Linked DNA regions of Homo sapiens: region 1 is linked to region 2. A link is an interaction called in ENCODE POLR2A ChIA-PET data of the cell type or tissue named here. Cell type or tissue: PC-3. All regions are shown on one strand.

The links. Peaks named below come from ENCODE experiments on the same cell type or tissue, not always from the same donor. Only the 100,000 strongest peaks of a DNase experiment are listed, where the experiment ranks them.
Region 1: POLR2A ChIA-PET joins it to region 2 with 11 read pairs; 1 of 35 experiments calls an interaction of 5 or more read pairs at or near these places.

What each region holds. Positions count from the first base shown.
Region 1 is chr12:92,286,276-92,294,275 of GRCh38, forward strand. All of the region lies in intron 2 of LINC02391 (long intergenic non-protein coding RNA 2391), which reads right to left. Among named protein-coding and RNA genes, the nearest start is that of LINC02391, 74 kb to the right of the region's middle. In PC-3, no CTCF peak of the experiment used is centred here; DNase peaks (open chromatin) are centred at 3,886 and 4,176; H3K27ac peaks cover 732 bases.
Region 2 is chr12:93,718,496-93,726,495 of GRCh38, forward strand. All of the region lies in intron 2 of CRADD (CARD and death domain containing adaptor protein), which reads left to right. All of the region lies in intron 2 of CRADD-AS1 (CRADD antisense RNA 1), which reads right to left. Among named protein-coding and RNA genes, the nearest start is that of CRADD-AS1, 15 kb to the right of the region's middle. In PC-3, no CTCF peak of the experiment used is centred here; a DNase peak (open chromatin) is centred at 4,906; H3K4me3 peaks cover 339 bases; H3K27ac peaks cover 2,028 bases.

The sequences.
Region 1 (8,000 bases), 1.4 Mb before region 2:
ACAAGAGCATCTTGCTTATAATACTGCCTGTGTAGTAATGGATTACCTTGAGTCTAGGTTCAGCCTACACTCCTGGGAGCCTCTCAGAACTCCATCTTAGCCAGGTTCCTCCTAAGAAGGGGATGTAAGAAGGAGGCAAAATGAGGGGCCTTGGCATCACGTAGAAGTGGGCTTACATCCAGCCATGCCACTGACTGGCTCGACCTTGAAAAGCCACTTCACCTCCCTGAACCTTTTTTTTCTTTGATTCGTTGATTATAAAATCAAGTTTGATTTGCTTATAAAATCAATGGTATTCAACTCATGAATTCAAATCCAGGGTGTAGACAAAGTCTTCAATACACTTTAGTTCCCCTTCCTGTGCTTTCCTCCATTCTTCTTGAGTCACAGCCAAGGATGGTCATGCTTTTTTTCTGGTCAAGGAGTGAGAATTCTTTTTGTCTTGTGCAAACTCAAGGCAGAAAGTATCTTTATTTCACAGGAGGCTGAAAATTCACAGTAATTGGGGAATAACATTTAAGATATTTCCTTTGTTCTTTTTTTCTGTTTTACTTTCTCCTCTCTTTTACAACACAGGCACTGTTCCCTTGGCATTTGCAAATTTACTTTTTTACTTCTGCAGATGTAGGTGGATCGATTCAAGAAGAGAAACGGTAGCACAAAAGAGAAGAATTTTCCCAGTGCAGAATTCATTTCGGAAAGGAGTGTTTTTCATAATTAGCTCAACATTTGCATGTTTATGAAGTCCCAGACACTGTTCTACATATTTCACGTGGGTTAATCCATTTAATCCTCACAACACCATAAAGTAAGTACTTACATTAGTAGACAAGAAAACTATGAGGCACAGAAAAGTTAAGCAAATTATCCGAGGTCACATAGCAAAGTGGCAGTATTAACATGTGAACCTAGGCAAATGTAGCTTCAGAACGCAGGCTCTCTACCACTTCAACAGCTTATTTACCTCCTTTTCCCAGGAGCTCATTCTATAAAAATTGAGCAAGATAGATGGGAAAAACATATTAGAAGAAAATGAATCACGAAGAGCATCTGAAATAGGTATGGGCTGGGCACGGTGGCTCACGCCTGTAATCCCAGCACTTTGGGAGGCCATGGTGAGCATATTGCTTGAGCTCAGGAGTTCAAGACAGCCTGGGCAACATAGTGAAACCCTGTCTCAACAAAAAATATTAATAAAAGAATTAGCTGGGTGTGGTGGGTTGGGAGGCTGAGGCGGGAGGATGGCTTGAGCCCAGGAGGTGGAGGTAGAAGTGAGCCAAGATGGCACCACTGCACTCCAGCCTGGGTGACAGAGTCAGACCCCGTCTCAAGAGAAAAAAAATAAAAGTTAAAGGAAAAAAACCAGTCTCCAACTGATTTGATAAGAGATCAAATGACCCCACTTCATTTTAAAAATTTAGAAAATAAAAAAGAGAAATAGGTATGGAGCTTACACCATTGAAATCTGATGCTGTTTTCAAATATCCATAATAAAAACACTAATGTCTTAAATATGGGGAGGTAACTCAGTCTAACCAGCCTTGTTTTTCTAAGTAATGGCGTCAGAAAGCCAACTAAGAGTCCTGAGAAAGGGTTTGGGGTTTGCTATTCGTTCCCAGTGCTAAAATTCCTTGACCAAAAACAATCTCAAGATTTCCAAGGGTGGCCAAAATATCAAGCCTGCTTTCTCTGAGGGAGGAAATATTTCCATTTCACGGAGATGAAGTGGACATTTTCTCAGTTGAGTGTTTGATAGTGTTTCTTTACTGGAAATAACTACACGTCTTCTTTGAGAACCACACTTCTAGGTTTTTTTGTTTTGTTTTGAGACGGAGTCTTGCTCTGTTGCCCAGGCTCTGGAGTGCAGTGGCGATCTCGGCTCACTGCAAGCTCCGCCTCCCGGGTTCACACCATTGTCCTGCTTCAGCCTCCAGAGTAGCTGGGACTACAGGTGCCCACCACCATGCCCGGATAATTTTTTGTATTTTTAGTAGAGACGGGGTTTCACCGTGTTAGCCAGGCTGGTCTCGATCTCCTGACCTCGTGATCCGCCCGCCTCGGCCTCCCAGAGTGCTGGGATTACAGGCGTGAGCCACCGCCCGGCCTTTTTTTTTTTTTTAATCTAAAATAAGGCCACTAGTACTACTTCCTTCCTCCCCTTTCAATGCTAAAGGAGAAGAGATCAACTCATTTAGTTCTCTAACTTACCTAGAAGCTGAGCTAGGATTCGAATCCAGTTCCCTAACTCCTCTTCTGGTTCTCCTGCCACTCAGCCACATGGATTTCTTTCTCTTACACACAGGCTCTTTTTGGCCACGGTAAACACACTGACCTTTGAAATATGGAAAGAAAAGCGCTTTGAAATAAAACTGGCACAAACAGCAGTCAGACAGCCGTCATCTGGAGGCTGAAACAAAGAGGAGCATAGTTTTCAAGCTGTCTTCGTAATTACACGAAGCAGTTATCACTCAGGCCCCAGTCTGCGCATTGCCCCCCAAACAAACAGCCGAGGGCTGAGAGAGCACATAGGCCACTTTGTTGCGCCAGCATACTGGGGAGTGGAGAGCCCCCCAGCTAAAATCACATGTGGCTTGGAGTGTTTTCCAGGACTTCAGGCTTTTTCCTTTCTTCCTTCCCCATTAAACCCCTCTGCTCTTCTTGGCAAAGGCCTTCAGGTGAGGTAAGCGCCAATTAACAACAAAGAGCTTGATGTATTTCAAGTTTATGGCTTAGAGCTGTGTTCTCATGAAATATATTCTCCTCTGGTCCAGAAGCCTTGATGGGCAGAGAGCAAGAATTCTGAGTGTGGTTGAAATTTGGTTCATTTTTGCTACTGCCCTAAAAGTGATTTCCCTTTTGGGGGTTTGCTCAAATAGAAAGCAACGAAAACAAACCCAGAAAAGGGCAAAACCAATTCTGAAAACTTCAGCTGCAAAGATAACTGGAGCAGAAGGCTCAGCAAATTGGGTTTTTTGGGGAAAAAAAAATGGCCTTAAATTTCTTATGGGTTCTTTGGAAATAAATATAGCCAGACTTTGGAATGAGTAGGAGGGATGAGAATATCCAATCCAAAGGATCTCTAAAGCCTTTTCCAGCTTCCAAATTTGGATTTGATTTTTCTATCCTGGGAATGGTTTTAATCATGTTACAATCATTTGAGCGTTATCACGTCAATTTATAAAAAATATTTTTGTGAATTGTTTTTAGGCTACAGTGATATGAGATCTGACCAATAAAATGATCTCATTGGACATCTCAGAGCCCTTAAAGAGCAAGAGGTTTGGCAATAGGAATATAAATAGGTTAAAATATATTCCAAAACAATTCCTCTAATCATTAATTGTACTCCATTGTTTAATATTTTCAGAGCCTACTGAATTTAGCAAAGGGAAAGACAGATGCATATTAAAATGCATGCAAATGCTACACACAAGCCACATTTTAATATATTGTTTTGCATTCATAATTTTAGTCTTGTGATTTGTATTTTCATTTGCTTGGGAACAAAGACTTTCTTTTTTCCGCACTTGGGAAACAAGGCAAGACTTGTTTCTGCCAGCATCTTAATAGTATTCCTGAAAAAGCAGCAAACTTAATGGTTCAGGAACTACTCTCCACCACCTGCTTACTGGCCTCTAACAGGGGCTGCATTTACAATGCATTGAAAAGGTGAAAATACGCAATCAATCAGTTGCTTTGTTGCAGAATGGTGAGCAATCATATTTTTGTTGTATTAAAACTGAACAGAATCATTTTTTTAAAAAAATGTAAACTGCTTAAACGTACAGCCTCTTTTCAGCTACAGGGAGTGGCAGAGTGACTTGTGCATTCACCAAATTTCATTCCTTTTTAATCTGGGGACACATACAGACCGTATTGCTCAGCTTCCTTTTCAATTAGGTGATTTCTGGCAATGGAATGTGGGGCAAAATAATGCTTACAATCTCCATTCAAGTCTAGCCCCTTGAATCTATGGTGCATTTCCCTATACTTGTGCTTTTCCCGTGCTCCTGACCTTCTGGCAAGATACAGAGGATCAGGTGGAGAGCATCAAGGGCACTAGAGGAGCCTCTTGATGATGGGAGGCTGGGTTTTCAAATAAAAAGCATGGAACAGAATCTCTGACCCATCTGTCTCCTTTGACCAATGACTCACAAAAAACTATGACTCTCAATCACTGTGTGGTAGTTAGTCTCTAATGGTCCCTATCTGCTGTATTCATACCCTTGTGTGTCCACCTCCTACATGCTACCAGGATCTGTGTGACCAATGACATATGGTAGAAATGATGGGATGTTACTTCCAAGATTGAGCTATAAAAGACTGCAGTTTCCATCTTGGGTGCTTTCTCATTCGTTCTCTCTCTTGGATTACTCTCTCTGGGGGAAGCCAGCTGTCATGTTTTGAGGTCACTCTAACAGCCTGTGGAGATGCTCACATGGTGAGGAATAGGGACCTGCCTCCAACAGCCAGCAAGAAATTGAGGCTTGCCAATAATCAGGTGAGGAAGCTCGGAAAAAAATTCTCCAGCCTAGTTGATCCTGTAGCTCCAGTAAATAGTTTGAGTACCACTTTGTGAGAAACATTGAGCTAGAATTACCTAGTTAAACTGCTCCTGGATTCTTGACCCCCAGAAACTGTGTGAGATAAATGTTTGTTGTTTTAAGTAGCTAAGTTTTAGGGTAATTTGTTACACAGCAATAAATAGTACATAACTATGAACAGGACTGTAAGGTTCAAAGGGTGAAGACTTTGGTTTATTCTTGAAATTTCACCGCCTAATGAAGTGCCTGGATGAGAGCAGGCTTGAATAAACAATGAATGTGGTTTTCAGTAAGATTAATAGTGTGGTTCTTTACATATGATGTGCAAAGTCAACATGTTAGAGCAGCTACCACTTTAAGGCTAGACAGTGAGGTTACTACATATCTCATCCTGGAAGATGGAATCAACTGCACCTAGATTCAGAAAAATCTAGAATCACATTTCTATCAAATGCATAGATAACAGTTTCCAAAACGTTTGTATAAAGAAGAGAAAAACTCAGCTATCTAGTTCTGTTTGTGTGTTCAGATTATCACGCTTATGCTTGTACAGACTAGGTTCTCTTCTAATAGCTACACATGTTAATTTATTTAATCCTTACAACAATCCAGTAAAGAGCATGTTGTTATTCTTCTGATTTTAATGATGAGGAAACAATATGCTCTGGACTTGCATATTCCTAGGATCTTGAAGTTACCCATTATACTCCATTGCCCTCTCATTTTAACTCATCAAAGAGAACAGAGCTGAAAAGTACAGGAAAGGGTCACTGAATGGATGAAGTGGATGAAGAGATAGCCCTGTAAGAACAGAAAAGAATAATTAAAACTTTTAGATTTGACAAACCCAGGAAGCACTATGATCAAAATTTATGAAATCCTGAAGGAAATGCATTTATTTACCCAAACTGATACACATCACAGGAATGGGGCCCGCCTTGATGTTTATTAGAGATCATTTAGGAGAACCTGAATGCATGCTGCTTCCAAATGATGGGATATACGTTCTGCCTTCATTCCAGCTGCTTAGAGACAAGACCCACCATCCCAGAGACTGCAGTGAAGAGGAAAAGAATATCCCAAACCACAGGCAACCACCTCCTTGTGGCGCAGCCAAGAGCGGTGTGCTTGGCCTCCCTGCTAATTAGCAAAAACCCTCACCAATTCCTTCCAATGCTTGAAAATCAATGCTAGCCTAAAAAAAAAAAAAAAAAAAATCAGAACTGGGCCAAAGAAGCACTGGGAATGAGTAGACATCTCTGTGTCTGCCTCTCCTGATAGTCCCGTTTTTGCTTGTTTTTCATGGGAACATGTGTATATGGTGACAACTCAGGGTATGTAGTTGCCGCAGGCAGCTTCCTCCGTTTTCTTAGCTCTGTGTTGTGGGAAGGAATGAAAGTTGCTGTTTACAAGGAACACTGCCAATGGGCTAATGGGAATTTTTCATGACTTATGGATGTTTGCAGAACTGAAGGCTTTTGAAATCTGATTTCAAAGCTGACCTAAAGTCTTGGTGACACAGATAATGACCTGTGGAAAGAGGTAATCATGAACACAGAAAATCCTCACTTACTCCGTCTTTTAGGAATTTTGGTTGACGAAATATGCTCCTCTTAATTTTAGGTAGTAAGACAGATTGTCAATCTATAACAGTTGGTGTTAGGCAGAGTTTTAAATTTATCTTTCACTTCATGGGGCAATGAGTTTGCCAAAGAAATGAATGATGCCTTAAACTTTTGCTGGGAGAATATTACAGTTGGGTAGAATAATATGCTACAAAATGTGGAAAGACTGTTTACATAGGAAGAAATTGATATGTCAATTACAAGTTACTCTCAATAATTTATTTAAGCAGGCCCTGAAGGGTCTAATTCTCACAGGGACCAAGTTTGAATTCTTACACTTGAAAAGAAAAATGAATGCTTTATAATGTTCCCCAATTCCAAATGTTCACATATTATGCTGGTAATTGTTTTCTCCAAATCATTCTGAATTGATGAAGTCTTGCTAAAGACTTAAAGAGCCTGCATTTATATATCTTTGTAGTCCTTTCCAGCTGTGGCTCACAAAACCAATTACTTGGCATTAATTCATCATATATAGGCTTTTCCATTAAAAAAAGGATATATATTTTTTCAAAACAGCCAGTGACTGTCATTGTATAAACAAATTCAAAGTCCACTAACAAATGAATCACTAATGTGCAAAAGGCCTTGTTCAGGGCCATCCCCAGAATGAAGGGGCAGCTTTAATGGATTCCGGATATTCTCCTACACTTGACCCAGTATGTCACATGTGTTTGATTACCATCCTTTCCTTTAATTAGTTCTCTCATGCCCACACTAGGGATTGCAGAAGCTGGATTTAAAAATTGCCGGCCGGGCGCGGTGGCTCACGCCTGTAATCCCAGCACTTTGGGAGGCCGAGGCGGGTGGATAACGAGGTCAGGAGATCGAGACCATCCCGGCTAACATGGTGAAACCCCATCTCTACTAAAAATACAAAAAATTAGCCGGGCGTGGTGGCCGGCGCCTGTAGTCCCAGCTACTCGGGAGGCTGAGGCAGGAGAATGGCGTGAACCCGGAAGGCGGAGCTTGCAGTGAGCGGAGATCGCGCCACAGCACTCCCGCCTGGGCGACAGAACGAGACTCCGTCTCAAAAAAAAAAAAAAAATTGCCATTGGCTGGGCACAGTGGCTCACATCTGTAATCTCACCACTTTGGAAGGCCAAGGCTGGAGGATTGCTGAAGCCCAGGAATCTGAGACAAGCCTGGGCAACATAGTGAGACCCCATCTCTCTAAAAAAGAAACAAAAATAAAATTAGCCAGGTGTAGTGGCATGCTCCTTATAGTCCCAGCTACTCGGGGCTGAGGCAGAAGAATTTTTTGAGTCCAGGAGTTGGAGGCTGCAGTGAGCTATTGTCACATCACTGCACTCCAGCCTGGGTGACAAAGCAAGACCCCGTCTCAAAAAAAAAAAAAAAAAAAAAAAAAAAAGAAGAAGAGGAAGAAGACGAAGAAGAAAAAAGAAAAATTGCCATAAACTTTTTCTTTTCTTTGGCTTTTACCTGAATGTTCTCCTTTGCTTAGCCTCAGTTGGTAACCCTGAACCCCAGTAATGACCTTTACCCACTTCATGTGCATTCTAAGCTGACTTTTGATTCAGACTCATGCCACCCTAGACTCTACTTGTCAGTATAGGGAGTTTATCAAACTTTCTTGAAGGACTGAGTCCACAAAGAAACTAGGAAAAAAAATTCTCAGTTCTAAGAGCTGAGACTAGGTTTCCAAGACGATTACCAATTCCTTTCCACAAAGAATGCTGGTTTTCCTCAAAGATCAATGAGCAAATTTGATCACTGGCAGTAAGTTGATCTTTGGTATAGCATCTCTTGGGGTCTCCATAATTCTCAAAGAAAGATCTTTAAAAAGCAATACTTTATGTATCCATTCATG
Region 2 (8,000 bases):
ATATTAAACTTTTATTCTGAATCTTCTTATAATTGCTTATTAGTTCCAGGAATTTCTTGTTTATTCTTTTGGAATTTTCTACATAGACAATCATGTCATCTGTGAAGAAGACAGTTTTGTGTCTTCCTTCTTAATCTACATACCTTTTGTTTCTTTTTCTTGTCTTATTGCACCAGTTATGACTTCCAATTTGATCTTGAAAAGCAGTGGTAATAACGGACATCCTTGCCTGGTTCCTGGTCTTAGTGGGAAAGTCTCAATTTTCTCTCTTTTTTTTTTTTTGAGACACGGTCTGGCTCTGTCACCCAGGCTGGAGTGCAGTGGTGTGAACATGGCTCACTGCAGCCTTGATCTCATGGGCTGAAGTAATCCTGCCACTTCAGTCTTCCAAGTAGCTTGAAATACAGATGTGCACCACCATGCCTGACTAATTTTTGTATTTTTTGTAGAGATGGGGTTTTGTCATGTTGCCCAGGCTGGTCTTGAACTCCTAGGCTCTAGCAATCTTCTTGCCTCAGCCTCCCAAAGTGCTGGGATTACAGGTGTGGGTCACTGTGCCTGGCTGACTTTCTCACTGTTAAGTATGATGTTAGCTGCAGGGTTTTTAAAAATATGTTTTTTATCAAGTTGAGGAGATTCCCTTCTATTCCTAGTTTGATGAAAGTTTTTATTATGAATAGGTGGTGAGTTTTGTCAAATGATATGATCATGTGATTTTTCTAATTAAGTCTGTTGATGTGATGGATTAGATTACATTTATTGATTTTGTATGTTGAACCAGCCTTGCATAATTGGGATAAATCCCACTTGGTCATGGTGTATAATTCTTTTTATACATTTTTAGATTTGATTTGCTAATACTTTTTTGAGGATTTTTGCGTTTATGTTCAAGAGAGACATTGGTCCATAGTTTTCTTTTCTTGTAATGTCTTTGGTGTTGGTATTAGGGTGATGCTGACTTCATAGAATGAGTTAGGAAGTATTTCCACTGCTTCTAGTTTCTGAAAGATATTGCAGAGAATTGTTACAATTTCTTCCTTAAATGTTTGATAGAATTTATCAGTGAACTCACCTGGGCTTGGTACTTTCTATTTTAAAGGTTATTAAATATTGATTCAAATGTTTAATAGATGCAGGCCAACTTAGATTGTTTATTTTTGTGTGTGAGTATTGGCAGATTGTGTTTTTCAATGAATTGTTCCTTTTCAGGTATGTTATCAAATTTGTGGGCATAAAGTTGTTTATAAAACTTCTTTATCCTTTTAATGTTCATGGGATCTGTAATGATGTTCTCTTTTTCATTTCTGATATTAGTAATTTGTATTCTGTCTCCTTTTTTCTTAGCCTGTCTAGATGCTTACTGATTTCATCTATCTTTTCAAAGAGCAAACATTGCTTTATTGATTTTTTCCATTGATTTCTTGTGTTCTCTTTCGTTAATTTCTGCTCTAATTTTTATACTTTTTTTTGCTTTTGCTTACTTTGGATTTAATTTGCTTTTCTTTTTCTAGTTTCTAAAGGGGAAAACTTGGGTTGTTGATCTTAGGTCTTTCTTCTTTCCTAATTTTTGCATCCAAATCCTATGCATTTCCCTTTGCTTTAGCTAGAAACTACAAATTTTGATAAGTTGTTTCCATTTTTATTTAGTTCAAAATATTTTTTTAAATTATCTTGAGAATTCTCTTACCCCTATGTTACTTAGAAGTGTATTGTTTTATCTCCAAGTACTTTGGAATTTTCCAGCTATGTTTTTGTTATTAATTTTTTATTTAAGTCCATTGTGATCTGACAGCAGATTTTATATGGTTTCTATATTTTTAAATTTATTAGAGTGTGTTTTATGGCCTAAAATGTGGTCTATCATGGTGAATAGTCCACATGAGCTTGAGAAAAATGTGTAATCTGCTGTTGTTTGATGGAATAGTCTATAGATGTCATTTACATACAATTGATTGATGTTGAGTTTATGTCCTTCCTGATTTTTTGCCTGCTAGATATGCCTATTTCTGAGGGATGCTAAGCCTCCAAATGTAATAGTGGATTCACCTCTTTTTTCTTACAGTTCTATCAGTTTTACCTCATGTATTTTAATGCTCTGTTGTTAGGCACATACACACTAATGATTGTTACGTATTCTTGGAATATTGACCCCTTTATCATTTTGTAACGCCTCTCTCTATCTCTGATAACCTTTCTTGCTCTGTAGTTTGCTATGTCTGAAATTACTGTAGCTACTCCCACTTGCTTTTGATTATTGTTAGTGTGGTATAGCTTTCTCCAACCATTTAAATCTACATATGTCTTTATATTTAAAGTGGACTTTTTGTAGACCACATATGATTGGGTTTTGTTTTTTGATCTACCTTGACAATTCCTGTTTTTCAATTAGTGTGTTTAGACCATTGGCATTTGAGGTGATTGTTAGTTGGGTATATAGTTGGATACCTACCATATTTGTTATTGTGTTTTATTTGTTGCCCTTGTTTTTTGTTTCTATTTTTATCTTCCACACTTTTTTGCCTTTTATGGTTTATTATTTAGTATTAAATCATTTTACATTATTCCATTTTCTCTTTTGTAACATATAAAGTATACTTGTTTTTAAAAATTATTTGTAGAAATGAAGTCTCAACTGTGTTGCCCAGGCAGGTCTCAAACTCATGGGCTCAAACAGTCTTCCCATCTTGGCCTCCCAAAGTGCTGGGATTAACAGATGTGAGCCACCATGCTCCTTTTTTTGTTTTTTTAAACTTTTTTAAAGTGGTTTCCCTAGAAGTTTGCTGTATATATTTACAACTCATCCAAGACCAATTTCAAATAACTCTGTACTAATACATGGGCAGTGTATTTCATTATAATAATGAAATATTCCTAATTTCTCCCTCCTGTCTTATGCTGTCATTCATTTCACTTATACGTTAGTGTATATAACTATATGTGTATGCACATACACAAACACACACACATATATATATACACACACAGCCCTCCATATATGTGGGCTTTGCCTCCATGGAGTCAACCAACTGTGGATCAGAATATTTGAAAAATAAGGGATAATTGCATCTGTACTGCACATGTACAGATGTTTTTCTCTTGTCATTATTTTCTAAACAATACAGTATAACAACTATTTGCATAGTATTAGGTATTATAAGTAATCTAGAGATGATTTAAAGTACATAAGATGATGTATGTAGATTAAAAGCAAATAATGCATCATTTTATATAAGGGACTTGAGCATTCATGGATTTTGGTATCCACTGGGGGTGGGGCCCTGAAGCCAATCTCCCATGGATAATAAGGGACTACTGTACACATAAGCATACATAACCAAATACATTGTTGCCATTATTATTTTGAACAAACTTTGATCTGTTAGATCAATTAAAAAAATAAACATTTTTGTTTTACCTCCACTTACTCCTTCTTGATGCTCTTGTTTTCTTTATGTAGATCTTATTTCTGACCTAACATTATTTTCCTTCTCTCAAAAGAACTTCTTTTAACATTTCTTGTAAGGCAGGTCTACTGCCAACAAACTCTGTCAATTTTTGTTAGTCTGAGAAAGTCGTTATTTCTCCATCAGTTTTGAAGGATAGTTTCACAAGGTACAAGAATTCTAAGTTGGTGGGTTTTTTCTTTTCCTCTCCACACTAAATAGTTCACTCCACTTTGTTCTTGATTATGTGATTTCTGAGAAGGCAGATATAATTTTTATCTTTGTTTCTCTATAGCCAATTTACTTTTTTTCTCTGATTTCTTTCAGGAATTTTTCTTTATCTTTTACTTTTTGTAGTTTGAAACGATAGCCTAGGTATAGTTTTTGTTGGCATTTATGCTGCTTGGTATTCTCTAAGCTTCCTGGATCTGTGGTTTGGTGTCTGGCATTAATTTGGGGGCAATTCTCAGCCTATATTGTTTCGTATATTTTTTCTGTTTCTTTCTTTTTCTCCATCTAGTATTTCCACTATACCTATGTTAAACCTTGTATACTTGTCCCACAGTTCTTGGATATTCTGTTTTTCAGTCTTTCTTCTCTTTGCTTATCAGTTTTGGAGGTTTCTATTGATACATTCTTAAGCTCAGATATTCTCTCCTTAGCTATGTCCAGTCTACTAATAAGCCTACCAAAGACGTTCTTCATTTCTGTTACAGTGTTTTTGATCCTTAACATTTTTTTTTCTTAAGATTTCTATTTCTTTGGTTACATTGCCTATGTGTCCTTGCATGCTGACTATCTATTAGAGCCCTTAACAAATTAACCATAGTTGTTTTAAATTCCCTATCTGATAATTCCAACATCCTTGTCATGTCTGTTTCTGATGCTTGGTCTGTCTCTTCAAACTGTGTTGTTTTGCCTTTTAGTATGCCTTGTAATTTTTTCTTGATAGCTGGGCATGAATATGGGGTAAAGGGATCACTCTTAAGTAGGCCTTTAGTAATGTAGTGATAGAAGTGTGGGAGGAGAGGAAGTGAAACCATCTTTGCAAAAATTATGACCATGAGAAAAATTTTGGCATAGGAAAGTTATGGCAGTGAAAGAAATCTAACCTAACTGACTCCATGTTGCTTCTCACCTCCAAGCTGTTCCTATTCATTCCTGGGCATAGGCCAAACAAAATATAGGAGGAATTTACTTTATAGTTTAATTTTGAAGCAAAGATGATAACAGCCCCTTCCTGAGACAAACCCCCTCTTTGCTTAGGGATTAGACCATCTTTGTAAAACTGAAACGTTAGCCACAAGATTAGAAATTCTGGCTCAGGAGTCATGTAGCCAGAGGCCACAAGATTCCTAAACTTCCCAATTGCTCCTATAGATAACATCACTATTGTAAAACCTAAGATTGGTGTTTGAGGTATTTTTCTGACCCTGCATTCTGATGAACCAACCAGCTGGTGCCACCCAGACTGGTAAACTGGCTCATCTGGTCTTTTGGCCCGCACCCAGGAACTGACTCAGTACAAGAAGACAAACTTCGACTCCCTATGATTTCAACCCAACCAATCAGCATTCCCTATTCCCGACCCTGCTGCCTCCAAATTATCCTTGAAGAACCATAGCCTCTGGATTTTTGGAAAGGCATATTTGAGTAATAATAAGCTCCTGTCCTCTTGCTTAGCTGCCTCTGGGTTTATTAAACTCTTTCTCTATTGCAAAAACCTGCTGTTCAGTGCATCGGCTTTGCTGGGCAGTGGGAATGATGAAACTGCCTGGTGAATACAGAAGTGTTCTCTTGTCCTATGAGTAGGTCTCAGTCTTTGAGTAAGCCTGTGCCTCTGGACTGTGAACTTCACAGTGTTTCTCAGGTTTTATTTCCTCTTAGGTGGGACAGGGTCGCTAGACTCGGCTGGAATTATATGTTTCTGTTCATCACATGGAAGGCTTGAGTGGGCTAGAGCTGAGAATTTCTCTTCCCTCCAGGCCCGTTAGGCTGTGGGAAAATCCACTGTCAGATGAGGCTCTGGTTAGGTAGCTTCTCCTGAGGACAGGCCTTGTTAGGAAGACCCCAGTGCTCTGGCATATTTCAAAATGGTTCCTTTTCCTTCTCCTCCTGCTGGAAAGGGATTTTTCTTGGGGAAGTTTCTGCTCCAGGCCGGGTGCAGTGGCTCACACCTGTAATCCCAGCACTTACTTTGGGAGGCCGAGGTGGGTAGATTATTTGAGCCCAGGAATTCGAGGCCAGCCTGGATAACATAGAGAAACCCAGTCTCTCCTAAAAATACAAAAACTAGCTGGGTGTGTGGTGCATGCCTGTAGTCCCAGCTACTTGGGAGGCTGAGGCGAGAGGATCCCTTGAACCTAGGAGGTCAAGGCTGCAGAGAGCCCTGATCGTGCCACTGCACTCCAGCCTGGGTGACAGAGCCAGACCCTGTCTCAAAAAAAAAAAAAAAAAATTTCTGCTCCAGTATGTTGTGATTCTCTGTATCTGCCTGTCTGTTGCTTCAATTTCAGAGGCATCAGTTTACCTTGTGATCTCACTTTTCTTACAGAACTAAGAAGACTTGTTGATTTTTCAGTTTGTTCAGCCTTTTTACTTGTTAGGATGGAGTGGCGACTTTTCAGCTCCTTAAATACAGAGCTGGAAACCAGAAGCCTCTTGACTTTTCATTTTTTGCCTTTGAAAAAAGTCAGGTAGTTAATACTTCTCTTTCAGGGTGCTGTTTGAAAATTCTGTTATGCAAAAACATAATGTAGATAATTTGTATTCCCAATAAATGATAAGGCACATTGGATATAATTGTTACTGTTTTGTATTTTTTAGCATAGTTTTAGATGTTTTATTTTGCTACAAAGGAATTTTGAGCAGAAGATTGTGACATATATCTGTAAAGAACAGACTTATTATTATTATTATTATCATTATTATTATTATTTTGAGATGGAGTCTCGCTCTGTTGCCCAGGCTGGAGTGCAGTGGCGCGATCTCGGCTCACTGCAAGCTCCGCCTCCCGGGTTCACGCCATTCTCCTGCCTCAGCCTCGCAAGTAGCTGGGACTTCAGGCACCCGCCACCACGCTTGGCTAATTTTTTGTATTTTTAGTAGAGGCGGGGTTTCATCGTGTTAGCCAGGATGGTCTCGATCTCCTGACCTCGTGATTCGCCTGCCTTGGCCTCCCAAAGTGCTGGGATTACAGGCGTGAGCCACCACGCCCGGCCCAGACTTATTATTTTTTATGTTCATCCCCCTGTTAATTATCTTTCACTCACAATATTCCCTTTGCTTTTCCTTTTTACCAGTGGTCCAGTATGGGTATCAGTGGAACAATATATGTCTTAAGAATAAAGCAATTTTAAACCACCATGACTAGTAGCAGTGTTTAGCTGAGTTCTGTTGCCCAGTTGTCACCAACTACTGCATATACTCCCTAGATATACAGTTGCATGTTCTCACACTGTCCTGTTTTGAAGAAAAAAATGTTTTTAAAAAGTAGAAATTGAACCAAATGCCATTACTGTCTTTATTGACTTGAAAGGCCCTCATTCCACCCAATCCTGCCCTACTCCTCTTACCCCAATTCCTTTGTGAACTACTTTGGGAAATGCTGCTGGTGGTGGTGTGTGATGATATTTGTAAGAGCATGAAAATAAAAAGCTGGGAATATATAAGAGATTCAGATTTTGCTGAAGCAGAGAATTTGACTTGTGGAGTATTGTAATGCAAAATTTGGTGCACTGTTAATGGAAAGCATTTGCTATATTAAACAGTAAGGGTCTATTGTAGGTTGAGAAGCTGGGGAGATTTATTTTACCATTTAGCATGTAGAGAATTTGAATAGGAAAGTAGGTGTGTATAGAGTGCCTGTTTGTCCCATTCATTGTTGGGGTTTATATATACCTTTCTCTCTTAATCCTCAAAACTCCCTGCCTGTAATGTAGGTATTTTCCCCATTTTGCAGATAAGGAAGCTCAGACACATGAACTTTTCCAAGGTCTCAAAGCTAGTACATCGTGGGGCTGTATTCAAACCCAGGGCTGACTTCAAGACCTATTATTCTTCTACTGAATTAACCTGAATGCTTGCAAAGTCTGTGGCTCTAATTGTTTCTGTGGCTAATTAATGTTCATGAACTGGTGAAGAGTAAATAGTTTAGTTTTTTTTTTTTTTTTTTTTTTTTCTTGAGATGGAGTTTCACTTTTGTCACCCTGGCTGAGTGCAATGGTGCAATCTCGACTTTCTGCAACCTTCGCCTCCCAGGTTCAAGCGATTCTCCTGTCTCAGCCTGCCAAGTAGCTGGGATTACAGGCACCCACCACCATGCCCAGCTAATTTTTGTATTTTGATTAGAGATGGAGTTTCACCATATGGGCCAGGCTGGCCTCGAACTCCTGACCTCAGGTGATCCACCTGCCTTGGCCTCCCAAAGTGCTGGGATTATAGGCATAAGCCCCAGCACCTGGCCAATAGTTTAGTTTTTTAATGACTCCCTCAACTTTGTTAGGTCTGTTTATTTGAGAGCATGTATTTATTTGGGGCCATAAATGTATTTTTACA